5 separate regions of the Homo sapiens genome follow, and all the other regions are linked to region 4. A link is a contact called in ENCODE Hi-C or POLR2A ChIA-PET data. All regions are on one chromosome and are shown on one strand. The core of a region is the stretch at or near the end of the contact, and the rest is flanking DNA. Distances in the headings are between cores, read along the strand shown. Region 1 has its middle 24 kb from the start of PRF1. Region 2 overlaps NPFFR1 (neuropeptide FF receptor 1). Region 3 overlaps NPFFR1 (neuropeptide FF receptor 1). Region 4 holds the start of EIF4EBP2 (eukaryotic translation initiation factor 4E binding protein 2). Region 5 holds the start of PRF1 (perforin 1).

Region 1 (2,700 bases), core at 26-2,525, 170 kb before region 4:
TGAGTCACATGGCCAGCCCTGGGCCAATGGCAGTGCCAGGACAATGAGATGCACAAATTGGCTCAAGCCTTGGTTCTTGTTCCTGCTGGGGATGGGGAAAATCAGACATGGTTACCAGAAGGATGAATGGAGGCCAGGAGCAACAACAACCCCGTGTCTACTCTATGGACTCAGGTATAAGTGCTTACTTCACATATGATGAAAACCATAGTTCCAGTAAGGGGGAAATGTGGCTATTCCATAAATAATGTAGGCCAGCCTGGTGCAGTGGCACATGCCTGTGGTCCCAGCTACTTGGGAGGCTGAGGCAGGAGGACTGCTTGAGGCCAAGAGGTCAACACCAGCCTGAGCAACATAGCAAGATCCCATCTCTAAAATAATAATAACAAATAATAATAAATGTGGGCCAACTGGATATCCATTTTGGAAAAAAAAAATACACTATCTCATGTCATTCACAAAAGTTTATTCCAGATGAATTAAAGCATTAAACATAAAAGACAACACTGTAGAAATATTCAAAGAAAACATAGGAAAGAGATCTAGAACCTTGGGTAGGGAAGGCTTGCTTACACAAGTCAAAAAACACACCATGTATAAATTGAACAACTTCTCTATGAAAAAATACACTAAAAACGTTACAAGACCTGAGACAAACTGGGAGAAAGAACTGACTGTATATCTATCTACCTACCCACAAAACAAATTATATTAAAATTTTATGCCTGTTAATTAAAAAAAGACAATCTAGCAGAAAAATGGGCATATACATAACAGAATAAATTCAAATGGCCAGTAAACATATGAAAGGATGTTCCAACCTCATTACTAATCTGGAAAAGTCGAGTTAAGGTAAAAATAAAAGACTTTCTTTCTTATCAGATTGGCAAAAATTAAAAGGATTGGCGACCTCAAATGTTAAGGCAGGAATGGGGAAATGGATACTTTCATAAACTGTGAAAGGCTATGAGTGTTTAATTCAGCTTAGATGCCGTCATTTAGTTCAAAGAAAGAATAACAATTACTTTTGAAGGGCAAAGACACTGTGCAGGTTTGTTGATGGTGAGGTGGGCGGATGTGGGAAAAGGAAAGAATAGCCAAGAGGGGGTGCAAAGTGAAACTCAGAAGGCCCATAGATAATCTACCAGTGTGACTCAGAGAACACAAGCCATTTCCCATTCTTGTGGCTGTAGAGGGGAACCTCTTGAAAGTACACAGGGGTTTAAATAACATCAAGTCAGAGAACCACAAGAATTTGACGGAGGGCTTTCAAAGTCATCATGCTTTCCCCTTAGTCTCCTCCCCGAGTCACCCCAGCCTGGGCACTCTTCCAGGATCTACCTTTCTCTCCTCTCAACCTGTCATCGAAAATGGCAGAGAGGATTACCATATCCAGCCCTGAAACAAGCAAGGATTTGGCATCAGACACGGGTATCTCTAGCTGTAAAATAACACCTTGTGGTATTGTTGGAGGGTTGAACGAGATGATGACTGTAAAAGAAACCAGATATAATGCTTGACAAAGTAAGTAATCTAATAAAGGACATCATAAAATAAGCAAAGGTTATTGATCTGAAGCTAGGTCAGCTCCAGCATAGACTGAGACACACAGGAATGGAGAGGACAGGCTCTAAGACAGCATGTATATCTAATGGTATTTTAAAGCTAAAAAATAAATGCAACATATATGATAAAGTTATCATCTTAACAAATCAATAGGAAAGGGGTCAAGTGTGGTGGCTCACCCTGTAATCCCAACACTTTGGGAGACTGAGGTGGGAGAATCACTTGAGCCCAGAAGTTCAAGACAAGCCTGGCCAACATAGTGAGACCCCATCTCTACAAAAAAAAGAAAATTCAAAAATTAGCCGAGTGTGGTGGCATATGCCTATAGTTCCAGCTCTGGAGGCTGAGGTGGGAGAATCACTTGAGCCTAGGAGGTCGAGGGTGCAGTGAGTTATGATTGCACCACTGCACTCTAGCCTGGGTGATAAAGTAAGACCCTGACCCAGAAGCAGCATAGAATTTAAAAAAGAAAAAGAAAAGAAAAGAAAGAGAAAGGGAGAAAGGGAGAAGAAAAGGAGAAAGGCAGAAAGAAAGAAAAAGAGAGAGAGAGAAAGAAAGAAAAAGAGAGAGAGAGAAAGAAAGAAAGAAAGAAAGAAAGAAAGAAAGAAAGAAAGAAAGAAAGAGAGAAAGAGAGAGAGGGAGGGAGAGAGGAAGGAAGCGAGGAAGGAAGCGAGGAAGGGAGGGAGTGAGGGAAAGAGAAGGAGAAAGAGAAAGAGAAAGAAAGAGGAAGGAAGGAAGGAAAGAATGAAAGAAAGAAAAGAAAGAAAGAAGGAAGGAAAGAAAGAAAGAAAAGGAAGAAAGAAGAAAGAACAAAAAGAAAAAAGGAAGAGAAAGAATGAAAGAAAGAAAAAGAGGAGGAAAGAAGGAAGGAAACAATGAAAGAAGGAAGGAAGGAAAGAAAAGAAAGAAAGAAAAGGAAGAAAGAAGAACAAAAAGAAAGAAAGAATGAATGAAAGAAAGAAAGAGAGAGGAAGGAAGGAGAGAAAGAGAGAGAAAGAAAGAAAGAAGGAAAGGAAGGAAGACAAACGCCCAAACAAAAAAGTCAGCAAAGGACATAAACAATTCATAACAGAAAAAAAAATGGCCAAAACACATGAAAAAAATCCAACTTCACTATTAGTTAAAAAGAAATAA
Region 2 (2,700 bases), core at 66-2,565, 150 kb after region 4:
ACCACTTCATGGTGGACGCCCGCAACCGCTCCTACCCGCTCTACTCCTGCTGGGAGGCCTGGCCCGAGAAGGGCATGCGCAGGGTCTACACCACTGTGCTCTTCTCGCACATCTACCTGGCGCCGCTGGCGCTCATCGTGGTCATGTACGCCCGCATCGCGCGCAAGCTCTGCCAGGCCCCGGGCCCGGCCCCCGGGGGCGAGGAGGCTGCGGACCCGCGAGCATCGCGGCGCAGAGCGCGCGTGGTGCACATGCTGGTCATGGTGGCGCTGTTCTTCACGCTGTCCTGGCTGCCGCTCTGGGCGCTGCTGCTGCTCATCGACTACGGGCAGCTCAGCGCGCCGCAGCTGCACCTGGTCACCGTCTACGCCTTCCCCTTCGCGCACTGGCTGGCCTTCTTCAACAGCAGCGCCAACCCCATCATCTACGGCTACTTCAACGAGAACTTCCGCCGCGGCTTCCAGGCCGCCTTCCGCGCCCGCCTCTGCCCGCGCCCGTCGGGGAGCCACAAGGAGGCCTACTCCGAGCGGCCCGGCGGGCTTCTGCACAGGCGGGTCTTCGTGGTGGTGCGGCCCAGCGACTCCGGGCTGCCCTCTGAGTCGGGCCCTAGCAGTGGGGCCCCCAGGCCCGGCCGCCTCCCGCTGCGGAATGGGCGGGTGGCTCACCACGGCTTGCCCAGGGAAGGGCCTGGCTGCTCCCACCTGCCCCTCACCATTCCAGCCTGGGATATCTGAGGGGGTCCAGGGAGGGCGGGACGCTGCCTCAGGGCCCCGATTGGACACGAGATACATGCAGGCGATAGCGGCCTGGTGTGGTTAGGTGAGGATGCGTGGTCCCTCCCTCTCCAGAGCCAGGCAGTGGTGGGCAGCTGCTGGTGATGTCTTCTCTGCTGCCTTCACCCTCAGTAGAGGCAAATGCGGGGGACGGGAAGGAACCAACTTGCCCTGTGTGGTGGGCTTGACAAACATCATCTCACTGAATTGTCACAACGCTTTGGAGATAGGTTGTCTTCTCTTCCTTCTACAGATGCAAAAACTGAGGCCTGGAGAGATGTGACTCACCCAAGTTTCTCAGGTGGAAATGGCATGTGAAGCTATCTGACTCCAATACCTGTGTGGTTTTTATCATCTCCAGCTGGCTCCAAGAGGGCCCGGTAAGGTAGAACACTGTGAACTGAGTAAGTCCTAATTAGGCAGCTAGGAAGAAGCGAAAAGCAAAGCCGGCCTGTCCCTTGATGCTTTGTGTCCATGTGAGGGAGTCCCTCATGTTCCGTTACTGAAGCCACTCCCCTTGATCCTTTTCTAGAAGAACACGGTGTGCCCCCGCTGCCGGCTCTAATGTGTTGGTTTGTCTTGTTTGTTCCAAGAAGTTCCAAGAAGCCATTGTCCTCAGAGGACGGCAGCTTCAGAACGAGCCTTGGGGAGGCTGCCTCAGTTGCAGGGCACTCTAGGTCTTGCCCTCTGGGTCTGAGCTTAGAGAACAGAGGAGGGACTCCCAGACCAAGGCAAGAACTTACAATGCCACAGACATTGTAATGCTGCAGGGCCACAGGAGGTGTCCTTTTACGTACTCATAGACAACGAGGAAGGGGAAGCACGGTATGCATTTTCCACATTGGGAAACACATCTGCTCACTGGGGCTGCAGGTACAAAGCCTTGCCCAAGGTCTCTCTCCTCCCTGCTTCCTGGGAGGGAGAAGTTGGTCAACTGAAGCTGCAGCCGGAGTGCCATTTGGAGACTCCTGAAGGACACACACTAAACTCTTCCCCAGCACAAATGACTTGTGTACTCTAAGGAGGTACCAGGAGAGCCCTGTTTACTCTGGCTTTCCCCCAACACCCCTGCATCAACTTGAAGAAATGTGGCTTCTTTCCAGGAGACGGGAGCACATGGGATTGCCTTGGAGGGTCCTTTCACAGGCCCCTTCATCTTGCACTTAAATGGACATTTCCCCCCACCTCTGTAGAAAACACGGTGTTGCTAGAAATTTAGTAAACAAAAAAGAAACGTTTCCAGGGGTCGGGGCTCTGAGGCTCTGTTCCCTTAACCGACACACAGTGACTGTTTACTGTTTGCTCCACTCTAAGTTCCAGGTTTAGGGGCAGAAGAAAATTCCTAAGCAGTTGTACAATACATTCTCCAAGCATGTCCCCAGACACCGTCTCATTTAATCCATAGTAATGAGGTTGAAGGAGATTGAATGTTATTGTCATTTCACAAAGTGACTGAAGCTCAAAGGGGCCAAGTTTCCAGGGCCACAGAGGGGCAGGATTTAGATTAAAATTTGTCTTCTGATTGTTCTTCCCACCCCACATGCTGCCTTTCAAGGAAGGTGGGGATGACGGGAGAGCTGGTAATTTCCCCAAAGGCTTTTTTGCCTAACAGTGAACCAGAATGCCCACTCCTGGTGCCCAAGCTCTTGGTCTGGGAAAGAAATCTATTGTGTTTACTCTCGTAATGTCCAGCCTGAGTTGTTCTTGCCCTGGTGCTGAGCAGGCTGCCAAGAGCCATCATGACCTTGTCCTGGTTCTGGGGGTGATGGATGAGGGTCTGAGAGAGAGTATGCCCTCCTGCCCCTCAGTGGTATTAGCTGGTGCCATGCATTTCTGGTACTGTATCAGTGTCATGTGTCATATGGGCCAGAGAGTTCCCAGCTGGTTCTGGGCTATTTGTTGTGAAGAAGTCTGACTCCAGGCTCTA
Region 3 (2,702 bases), core at 180-2,679, 130 kb after region 4:
AGTTGAGCACAGAGTGACCCCGGTTCTGCCTTTGGCCACTGTATGCCTGGTTTTAGGCAAGGTTTTAGGTGATACATGCACTGTTCATAAAGTGTCAGCTTTGTAGCAGAAGCCTCAGGAAGGCAAAGTTCCTTCCAAATCAAGGATCCCTAATTGCTGCTAATGGACCCTAGAGGTCTTTATATGTGACCTGATGATACCCAAAGAGGATGAGAAAATGGATGGAGATGGCAGAGCCTAAGCAGGAGCTCAAACTCAGAACAGGCGTCCTGGCTTATTTGATGCACCCTGAATCCCAGAGCCCAGCAAAATCTGGAGGTCTACCACTACTGCATGCTGTATTCTTAGAGCAAGTCTCTTTTTGTCTTTGAGTTTTGATTTTCCTGTGAAATGAAGATAATTCTCCTTTCCTTGTCAGAGATAGCTTGATGTTGTACAAAACAAATTTCAAAAATAATGGAAATACTATCTAATAGCACCTATGGGATACAGCTAAAGCAGTGTGTCTAGGAGAATTCATAGCCTTTAGTACCTAACTTATCAACATACATTAATCATATTTATGTTCTAGGCCCTGTGCCAGATAATGAGGAGCATTTCAAGCTGAACAAGGCATGCTTTCTACCCCTAAGACATTTCTAGTTTAACTAAAAGAAAAAAAAAATCTCTACACTTAGCTGAAGCAGGACGTGAAATGTGGCCAGCACTGCAGGTAAACTGAACCTGCAGACCTTGAGGAAGCAGCCAGCCATTGAACCCGGAAAGGTGCTCCAGGGCATATGTTTAGCCTTTCCAAGAGAAAGAGAGAGGGAAATCCCTGCCTCCCCTTTACTTTCCCCTCCTCTCCCACCTTAAGCCTCTTCCACATCCACTCTCTAAGGCCTGGAATTCTTTTAAATAGACTGAGAGTACAGGCTCAGTATGTGATAAAGGCAGTTCAGTTTTCACTATGAGGTAAATGATTTGTATCAGAACCTTTTCTGAATACAATTTTTGATGGGTAAAACCGGAGACCTCCTGCAGGAAGTAAGGAGAAATAAAAAGGCCTCAGAGTAGAAGAGAAGTATAAAGAGGGGCTCGCTTGGGGGCTCCTGATGGCTGTATTAGCAACTCAGCCCTCAAATTCTTTGGCCTTTGCCAATCCAAATGATTCTTGGAAGGGCAACCTGCTCTCATTCACCAAAAAGAGGTCAGGCTTGCAGAATCCATGTTGCTGTGGTGGGTGCCTGGGATGGAGGGGCTTTGGTTCAGCCTGCAAGAGGAACAGTAGGAGGTTATAGTTCTCAAGAGGCCTCCTTCCTCCTAGATCCTCTGCCACATCCACTTTTTACTTTCCTAAGCAGTACTAAGAAAGCTTTTGCCAAGGCTTGCTTCCCTGGGAACAAACCCAAATGAACTGAAACCACACTGCGACCTACTGGTTCCCCACAGCTGCCTGGCAGATAGCTAATGCAGTCAATAAGCAGTCTGAAGTTCTGCAAGGCCCTTTGTAATTTACTCTGCTGTCTCTCTGAATGTATTAACAACTCCATGAGGTTGGGAGAGGCAGGAAGCCCAGGTCATCCACATTCGAAAGCCAAGGAGAACACAGGGATGAAGTAGATCTCCCCAGTTCTCTTTGGAATACCAAGAGGTGGCATGGGGGCTTAGGGTCTACTATCATCAGTCTCCCAGCCACCCCAAACTAACTATACCTCCCTTTAAAAATTGTACTAAAGCAGCTCTAAGACAAGTTCCCAAGCTTCTCCTCCAAACCAAGTTTCCCAGCCCCCAACCTCTCTCTCTCTCTCTTTTTTATTTTCAAGATGGAGTCTCGCTCTGTTGCCCAGGCTGGAGTGCTGTGGTGCGATCTCAGCTCATTGCAACCTCCACCTCCCGGGTTCAAGCAATTCTCCTGCCTCAGCCTCCCAAGTGGCTGGGATTACAGGCATGTGCCACCACGCCCGGCTAATTTTTTGTATTTTTAGTAGAGACAGGGTTTCACCATGTTGGCCGGGCTGGTCTCGAACTCCTGACCTTGTGATCTGCCTCCTTCCATCTCCCAAAGTGCTGGGATTATAGGTATGAGCCACTGTGCCCAGCCCCCAACCTCTGTTATATGCAGTCAGTGACCACCATGGGGCCAGCTCTCAAGGCCACGCTTTCTGATTCCCAGGTCAGTGTCCTTTCCTCTCTGCATTAGCACAGTCTCCGTGGAAGATTACATGGCCTGTTAAGAGACAGCGTGTGGGATGGTGTTGGGGAGGGAGGTGGGCACAAACATCTAATCTAGGGAACAGGAAACTTGGGGGTCTATGGTGCTACCCCTGCCCATCTCTAACACTTTCTCTGACCCTGGGATTCTGAACCTGGACTCTGCAGACTCCCAGGAGGTCCATGGATGACTAACTTGAATCCCCTTGTATTCACCAAGACACTAGGGTTATAAGCAACAGAAACGAGTGCTGGCCAACCTAACCAACACTGGGAATCCATTGGAAGGGTGTGGGGAGGTCATCCAATGGAAGGAAAAGCTGTGTTATGAAGACTCAGAGGCAAATCCAAAGCAGAAGAGGTCTGATTGGCATCCTCTGGCCAGCGGTTGGTGCAGACACCTGATGGACGGTCCCTCAAAAGCTCCATGTGAGGAGGAGGCTGACTCCCCAGGGGAAAAATCAGTACTCGAGAAAGAAGGGCTCATGGATGCAGGGTGAGCCCAAAAC
Region 4 (2,700 bases), core at 9-2,508:
TACTTATTTGTAAACAGTTCCTGGTCATGCTTTGAAAAGCAATGCCAGGGAACCACCCTCTCTCTGGATTGCCTCTCTCTAGCCCCTTCCACAGGATCAAGCAACCACCCCACCCAACTGGGGTGTCCTTGACAAAGGTCCTTCAATCCATTTCCAAAGGCGTCGCTGCCGAAAGACACCCTACCTTAAGGCTGTCAGCACCCTACCACCCCCACCTACTTTCCCTTGGCTATTACTTGAGCTTTATTTTATCACGCTCTCCTCCCGGCCTGGGGACTCCCCTCACCCGTGGGGCCTCGTCCAGCAAAGTAAACAATGCTGTCAAAGCGGGATAACGCTGGGCGAGGCTTCCAGACTCCGCATTCCAGCCTCCTCCCGGTGTTCTAAAAGCAGCAAAAACAAGCCATCGCAGGATGCCAGGGCCGAATTCCTCTCCCAAAGTTCTTTTTTAAAAAGCCCCGGAGCCAGCTCCAAAATCAAGCATTAATTTGCACAATCTACGACAGGCAATGCAGACTGTAATGCAAGGCCAAGTGGAGCCAAATCCGCCCGGGAAGGAGGCAGAGAGGAGAGAGAGAACTGGGTCGAATGCGTAAGCCTGCCACGAAGCGGAAACAAGAGCTCTTTTTCGCGACAGGACAGCCACATTCCCGAGTGGGGCGCGCGCCGACTCGAGCTGCGGGCAAGAGCGAACACGAAGTAAAGGGTCCCGAACGCTCGGGCGGGCCCAAGGGCAGCGTCCCCGGGGCTTCGGTGGAGCTGGGGGCGGGGGCGAAGCGGCCGGGCACCGAGGCGCCGAGGAGTTAGAGGACCGCGGCGGGACACCGGGCGCGGCGGACGGCTGGCCGGCGCTCACCTCCCGGTGTGGTGGAGAAGAGCGTCCCCCCGGGCGTGGTGCAATAGTCATGAGGTAGCTGCGCGGCGTCGCTGATGGCCACGGTGCGGGTGGGGATGGCGCGGCTCTGGCTGGGCTGGTGGCCGCTGCCGGCTGACGAGGACATGGCTGTGGGCGCGGGCTCTCGGCTTTGTCCGGCGGGCAGGCGGCGGCGGCGGGGCCGGGGCTGCTTCGGCTCCTCAGGCGGACGGAAAAGCGCGCTCTGCGCGCTCCTCGCTCGCTTCCTCCCGTTCCCTCGTCCCGCTCCGCTCCCGCCGCCGCCCTCTCAGCCGCCGCCGCCGCCGCCGCTCGATCCTCCGGCCTCAGCCAGCAGCCTCAGGAGCAACAGCAGCGGCAGCAGCGGCGACGACGACGACCGGAAGCGGGCGAAGGCGGGAGCCAGAGGGAGTTGGGGAAGCTGGTCGGCCGGAGGTGACGTCGCCGCGGGGCGGGGCGAGGCAGTGAGGGGCGTGGCTGAAGTTGTTGAAGGGGGCGGGGACGAGGGGCAGGGCTGAGGAAGAGAGTGGCTTAACCCCAGCGAGCGGGAGAAGAGCCAGAGGGAGCGCGAGCTAAGTGTTTGTGAGCCTGGTGAAGGCGGACAAGGAAAACTTTCTTCTTATTGTTTGTCATTGTCGGTTAACACCACTTTACTTGAGCAGACTTGAGTTTCTCATGCATTCCTATGCATTAAAAATGTAATTTTACTTTTAATTGTTCATTATTAATTCAGGCACTACATGCACGATGTACTGTATTTTAAAAATCAAACAGAGCAGAAAGGTTTATGGTGCCACTTTCTCCCAGTTTCCGAACTCCCCTCAACCGCTGTACCAGTTAATTGTGTATCCTTCCAAAGACCATCACTATATACACACATAAAGCAAGATCTAAACATTAGGAAAAGGAAGAAACCAAGAGCCACTCATGGCAACAAGAATGAGTATTATTGTATTAGAGTTAAAATGAGGCACAGGAGAGGGCTTAGACCATGAGGTACCTGAAAAATCTAGATCTGGAACTCTATTCTTTCCTCGAGGGGTTCTCAAACTTTGGGTCTCAGTACCTCTACATTCTTGAAAATTATTGAGGATTTCCAAGAGCTTTTGTTTGTGTGGATTATATGTATTGATAATTATTGTATTAGAAATTAAAACTGAGCCGCTGCTGATCACTAGTGGGATTGTACCTGTGAATAGCCACTGCATTCCGGCCTGGGCAACAGAGTGAGGCCCTGTCTCTAAAAAACAACAACAACAACAACAACAAAAAACAAATTAAAACTGAGAATGTTTTAAATGTTTATTAATTCATAAAATAATAACCTATTACATGTTGACATTATATTTTTTAATTATCTAAAACAAATAGTGAGAACAGTGGCATTATTTTATATTTTTGCAAACGCTTTAATATCTGGCTTAATAGAAAACAGCTGTATTCTCATATCTGTTTCTGTGTTCAAGCTGTTGTAATGTGTTGATTCAACTATATGAAGAAAACCCAGCCTCACACAGGTATGTAGTTAGAAAAGAAGGTTGTCTCAGATCCCCGAGGGGCTCTCCAGATCACACTTTGAGAACCGCTGCACTAGGGCAGCACTACTTCTGCCCACAACATGCCCAAGGTGGGACTGGGAAGACACTCATGGGTAAGGCCAACATAGCTACCATCATTCCCATTTTGCAAATGAGAGAAATAAGGGTAAGAGAGGTTGAGGGGAAAACAGCTATTGCTTCACTGCTCAGAGGGTCAAACAGGTGCTTGGCAAGAACATAGACAAAAGAACTTACAACAGCCCAGGGCAGGCCAGGGCATTACATGGTACT
Region 5 (2,700 bases), core at 195-2,694, 200 kb before region 4:
TGTACATTTTATCATTAGCTGGAAGGATGTGTAGAATTCCAAAGTCCTCTCTTTGATTTTATAGGTGAGGAAACTAACGCTCAGAAAGGGGGTTGATATCTATCGCCGTGAGGCATACGGTAAGTTTCTGGTGAAGCTGGGATCAGAACCTGTTTAGACTTTGCCTCTCTTTTCCCGCAGATACTTTGCAGGACTTCTATGTCCCTCAAACCGGCCTTCCTGTCATGGTCAGGAAAGAAACTCCTCACAGCCTCAGCATCCAAGTCAGGCCATGGGTGACAGCTGGAAAGTGATCAGGAGGCTGCAGTTTCTAGAAGAGGGTGGGGACACTGCGGAGAGAAGATGGGGCCAGATTCCGAGAAGACAGCATAAGCCCCTGTTCCTGTAAGAGCAGGGACGGAAGCAGGGACATAAACGCAAGGGATGAGCCCCAAAGTGTGACCCATGAGACATGATGTCACATGTGGTCTGGAGCCTGCGGCCACTTCTTCCCATCATATACACAGTTATGAGAACAAGTTGTGAGAACCACCTCCTCCCTTACCCAGCTGCCCCCACCCCAGAAGCCGTGTGATTTTGCCCCCCAGTGCCCTGTGAGTCACTCCACCCATGGAAACCTCACCCCACCCTGACCTCAAGCAAGGCAGAGTGCAGAAGACATGTCCTCCGGTGCTACCAGACCACTCTCACCAGCACCCACGACCTCAGCAGGGCTGGAGCCAGCGTGGAGGCCACTGGCTGTCCTCACAAAGCGAGGAGCAGGAGCCCCTGTTCGAGGAACATGCTTGGAGTTCGGAGCCTGGGCTAGGGTGGGATGTAGGTTGAGCAGGAAGTGGATGGCAAGATTAGAGCAACATCTCTCTTCTCCCACTCAGGGAGGAGGGAATGGCCACAGGCTCTGACACTCAAGAAGGGCCAGGCACAGTTCCAAGCACTTCACAACAACCCCTAGGGTCTACATGACCTACAATCCCAATTGTTCAGTGAAGAAACTGAGGCACAGTGAGGCTGAAGAACCCTACCAGTCCACACTGCTGGTGCATAACCGAGCTGCCCAAGCCCCGGCGGTCTGGCGTGTAGGCCCATGCTCTGAGCCGCCGCCTCTGCTTGCCTCTTACATCCCACACATGCGATGCTGTGCATCAGAAGCAAGGAGATGGCCCTGCTGGCCTGTTCATCAACACCAGGGCCGAGTCTCAAAGTCCTCAGCGCCCCGCCCTCCTCCGCCTGTGTGCCCTGAGTCCCCGAGCCCCAGCAGCTCTACTCGGCAGATGAGCCTCTGGCCCTGCTGCTCGCTTCCTGAGGGCTGTCAGTGGGGAGCCGGATGAGGGCTGAGGACAGGGTGGGTGCTTGTGGGAGGGGAGAGCACAAAGGACCTGTGACCACAGCTGGGGGCGGGGCAGGAAGTAGAAGTGATGTGAGTGGTGGCTGGTGCAAGGAGCCACAGTGGGCTGCCTGGGGGGCTGATGCCACCATTCCAGGAGCCTCGGTGAAGAGAGGATATCCATCTGTGTAGCCGCTTCTCTATACGGGATTCCAGGTAAGGAGAGAGCAGGGATTGGGGGGCCTGGGGCCCTGGGTGGAGGGGAAGAGGCTGATGGAGCAGGAAGTGCTGTGACCTATAAGACAAGACACCTGGGTCACAGACGGTGCCCATCACTAACTCGCTGGGCAGCCCTGTGTCCACCCTGGGCCTCAGTTTCCTCATGTATGAAATGAAGAGGTAGCGTGCAGTTTCTAAGGCCCTGCAAGTGCTGACATTAAAGCTTCTAAGAAAGCTGGAAAGAGGCTCCCTGGGACAGAATACCATGAGAGTCAGGATGAGGGCTGAGTTCACTGGATTAGGGTTATGACTGTGCCCGCCTCCTAGCTGGGATGAGCCCAGGGCCTTTGAAGATTCCCCTGGCCTCTTTGCCTCCCTGGGGCGAGCCACGCTGCCTGAAATTCCACCCTTCAAGTCACACCTTTGGGCAGGGCAGGAGGCTCCAGCTATAATGGGGGCTCTCCATAGCCCTCTTGTCTCAGAACCTGTGGTACCCAAGGGCAAAGGCCTTTGAAGAGCTCAGCTTGGATAAGGTTAGGCTTGGGTAAGGTTAGAGAAAGGAGGTTCCAGATCATAAACAGGCCCAGGCAAGGCCCCAGAAACACCTTAAAATTAGGAAGAACCTTCCAGACAATCATTGTCCATAGTAGGCAATAGGGGGGCCCCTGTCACTGCCGAAGGCCACAGAGCTTGGCAGGGAGTGGCAAAGAGGGGAGGGGCAGCAAGAAAGGATCTGAAGAGCAACCATCGAGGCCTCTCCCCACACAAAATCCAAGGGTGTGGTCAGGTCTGCCCCTTTTTTTTTTTTTTTTTGAGGCAGAGTCTTACTCTATCACCCAGGCGGGAGTGCAGTGGTACGATCTTGGCTCACTGCAACCTCCGCCTCCTGGGTTCAAGCGATTCTCCTGTCTCAGCCTCCCAAGTAGCTGGGATTACAGGCACCCGCCACCATGCCCAGCTAATTTTTGTATTTTTAGTAAAGAGGGGGTTTCACCACGTTGGCCAGGCTGGTCTCGAACTTCTGACCTCCAGTGATCCACCTGCCTCTGCCTCCCACAGTGTTCGGTTTACAGGTGTGAGCCACCACACCTGGCCAGGTCGGCAGATTTTATTCTAGAATTCGGGCTGATGTTATTCCATAAAGCTCAGAGGGAGAG

The links. Hi-C counts contacts between places; a loop is a spot of excess contacts on that map. ChIA-PET counts read pairs that join two places held with the same protein, here RNA polymerase II (POLR2A). Pooled maps may share reads with other maps.
Region 1: a map with no recorded cell type shows a loop between it and region 4 (11-fold over the local background). The contact joins the enhancer-like site here to the promoter of EIF4EBP2 in region 4. A Hi-C loop is called at or near these places in 4 of 37 single-sample maps with no recorded cell type and 10 of 50 pooled maps. POLR2A ChIA-PET finds 5 or more read pairs at or near these places in 3 of 52 experiments (GM12878, Panc1 and activated naive CD4-positive, alpha-beta T cell).
Region 2: POLR2A ChIA-PET joins it to region 4 with 17 read pairs in PC-9. The contact joins the enhancer-like site here to the promoter of EIF4EBP2 in region 4. POLR2A ChIA-PET finds 5 or more read pairs at or near these places in 6 of 52 experiments (GM12878, HEK293T, MCF 10A and 3 more).
Region 3: a pooled map shows a loop between it and region 4 (4-fold over the local background). The contact joins the enhancer-like site here to the promoter of EIF4EBP2 in region 4. A Hi-C loop is called at or near these places in 6 of 50 pooled maps. POLR2A ChIA-PET finds 5 or more read pairs at or near these places in 6 of 52 experiments (A673, HEK293T, MCF 10A and 3 more).
Region 5: a loop to region 4 is called in a map of CD8-positive, alpha-beta T cell, with 7 times the contacts of the local background. The contact joins the promoter of PRF1 here to the promoter of EIF4EBP2 in region 4. A Hi-C loop is called at or near these places in 1 of 168 maps with a recorded cell type or tissue (CD8-positive, alpha-beta T cell), 1 of 37 single-sample maps with no recorded cell type and 4 of 50 pooled maps. POLR2A ChIA-PET finds 5 or more read pairs at or near these places in 2 of 52 experiments (CD8-positive, alpha-beta memory T cell and RWPE1).

Annotation. Positions count from the first base shown.
Region 1 is chr10:70,577,051-70,579,750 of GRCh38, reverse strand. No RefSeq gene overlaps it. Among named protein-coding and RNA genes, the nearest start is that of PRF1, 24 kb to the left of the region's middle. Within about 2 kb of position 1,275, at least 8 of the 41 ENCODE cell types and tissues checked have a DNase peak (open chromatin) inside an H3K27ac peak, as active enhancers do; they include GM12878, where a contact is called at or near this core.
Region 2 is chr10:70,252,991-70,255,690 of GRCh38, reverse strand. NPFFR1 (neuropeptide FF receptor 1) reads left to right here. Exons shown (of 4, transcript NM_022146.5): 4 at 1-2,700. The coding sequence ends at 734. Among named protein-coding and RNA genes, the nearest start is that of PPA1, 21 kb to the right of the region's middle. Within about 2 kb of position 1,315, at least 2 of the 41 ENCODE cell types and tissues checked have a DNase peak (open chromatin) inside an H3K27ac peak, as active enhancers do.
Region 3 is chr10:70,273,549-70,276,250 of GRCh38, reverse strand. All of the region lies in intron 1 of NPFFR1 (neuropeptide FF receptor 1), which reads left to right. Among named protein-coding and RNA genes, the nearest start is that of NPFFR1, 9.1 kb to the left of the region's middle. Within about 2 kb of position 1,429, at least 6 of the 41 ENCODE cell types and tissues checked have a DNase peak (open chromatin) inside an H3K27ac peak, as active enhancers do.
Region 4 is chr10:70,402,703-70,405,402 of GRCh38, reverse strand. EIF4EBP2 (eukaryotic translation initiation factor 4E binding protein 2) reads right to left here and starts at 1,258. Exons shown (of 3, transcript NM_004096.5): 1 at 857-1,258. The coding sequence starts at 1,001. RefSeq lists silencers at 957-1,166, 1,197-1,386.
Region 5 is chr10:70,601,485-70,604,184 of GRCh38, reverse strand. PRF1 (perforin 1) reads left to right here and starts at 1,444. Exons shown (of 3, transcript NM_001083116.3): 1 at 1,444-1,540.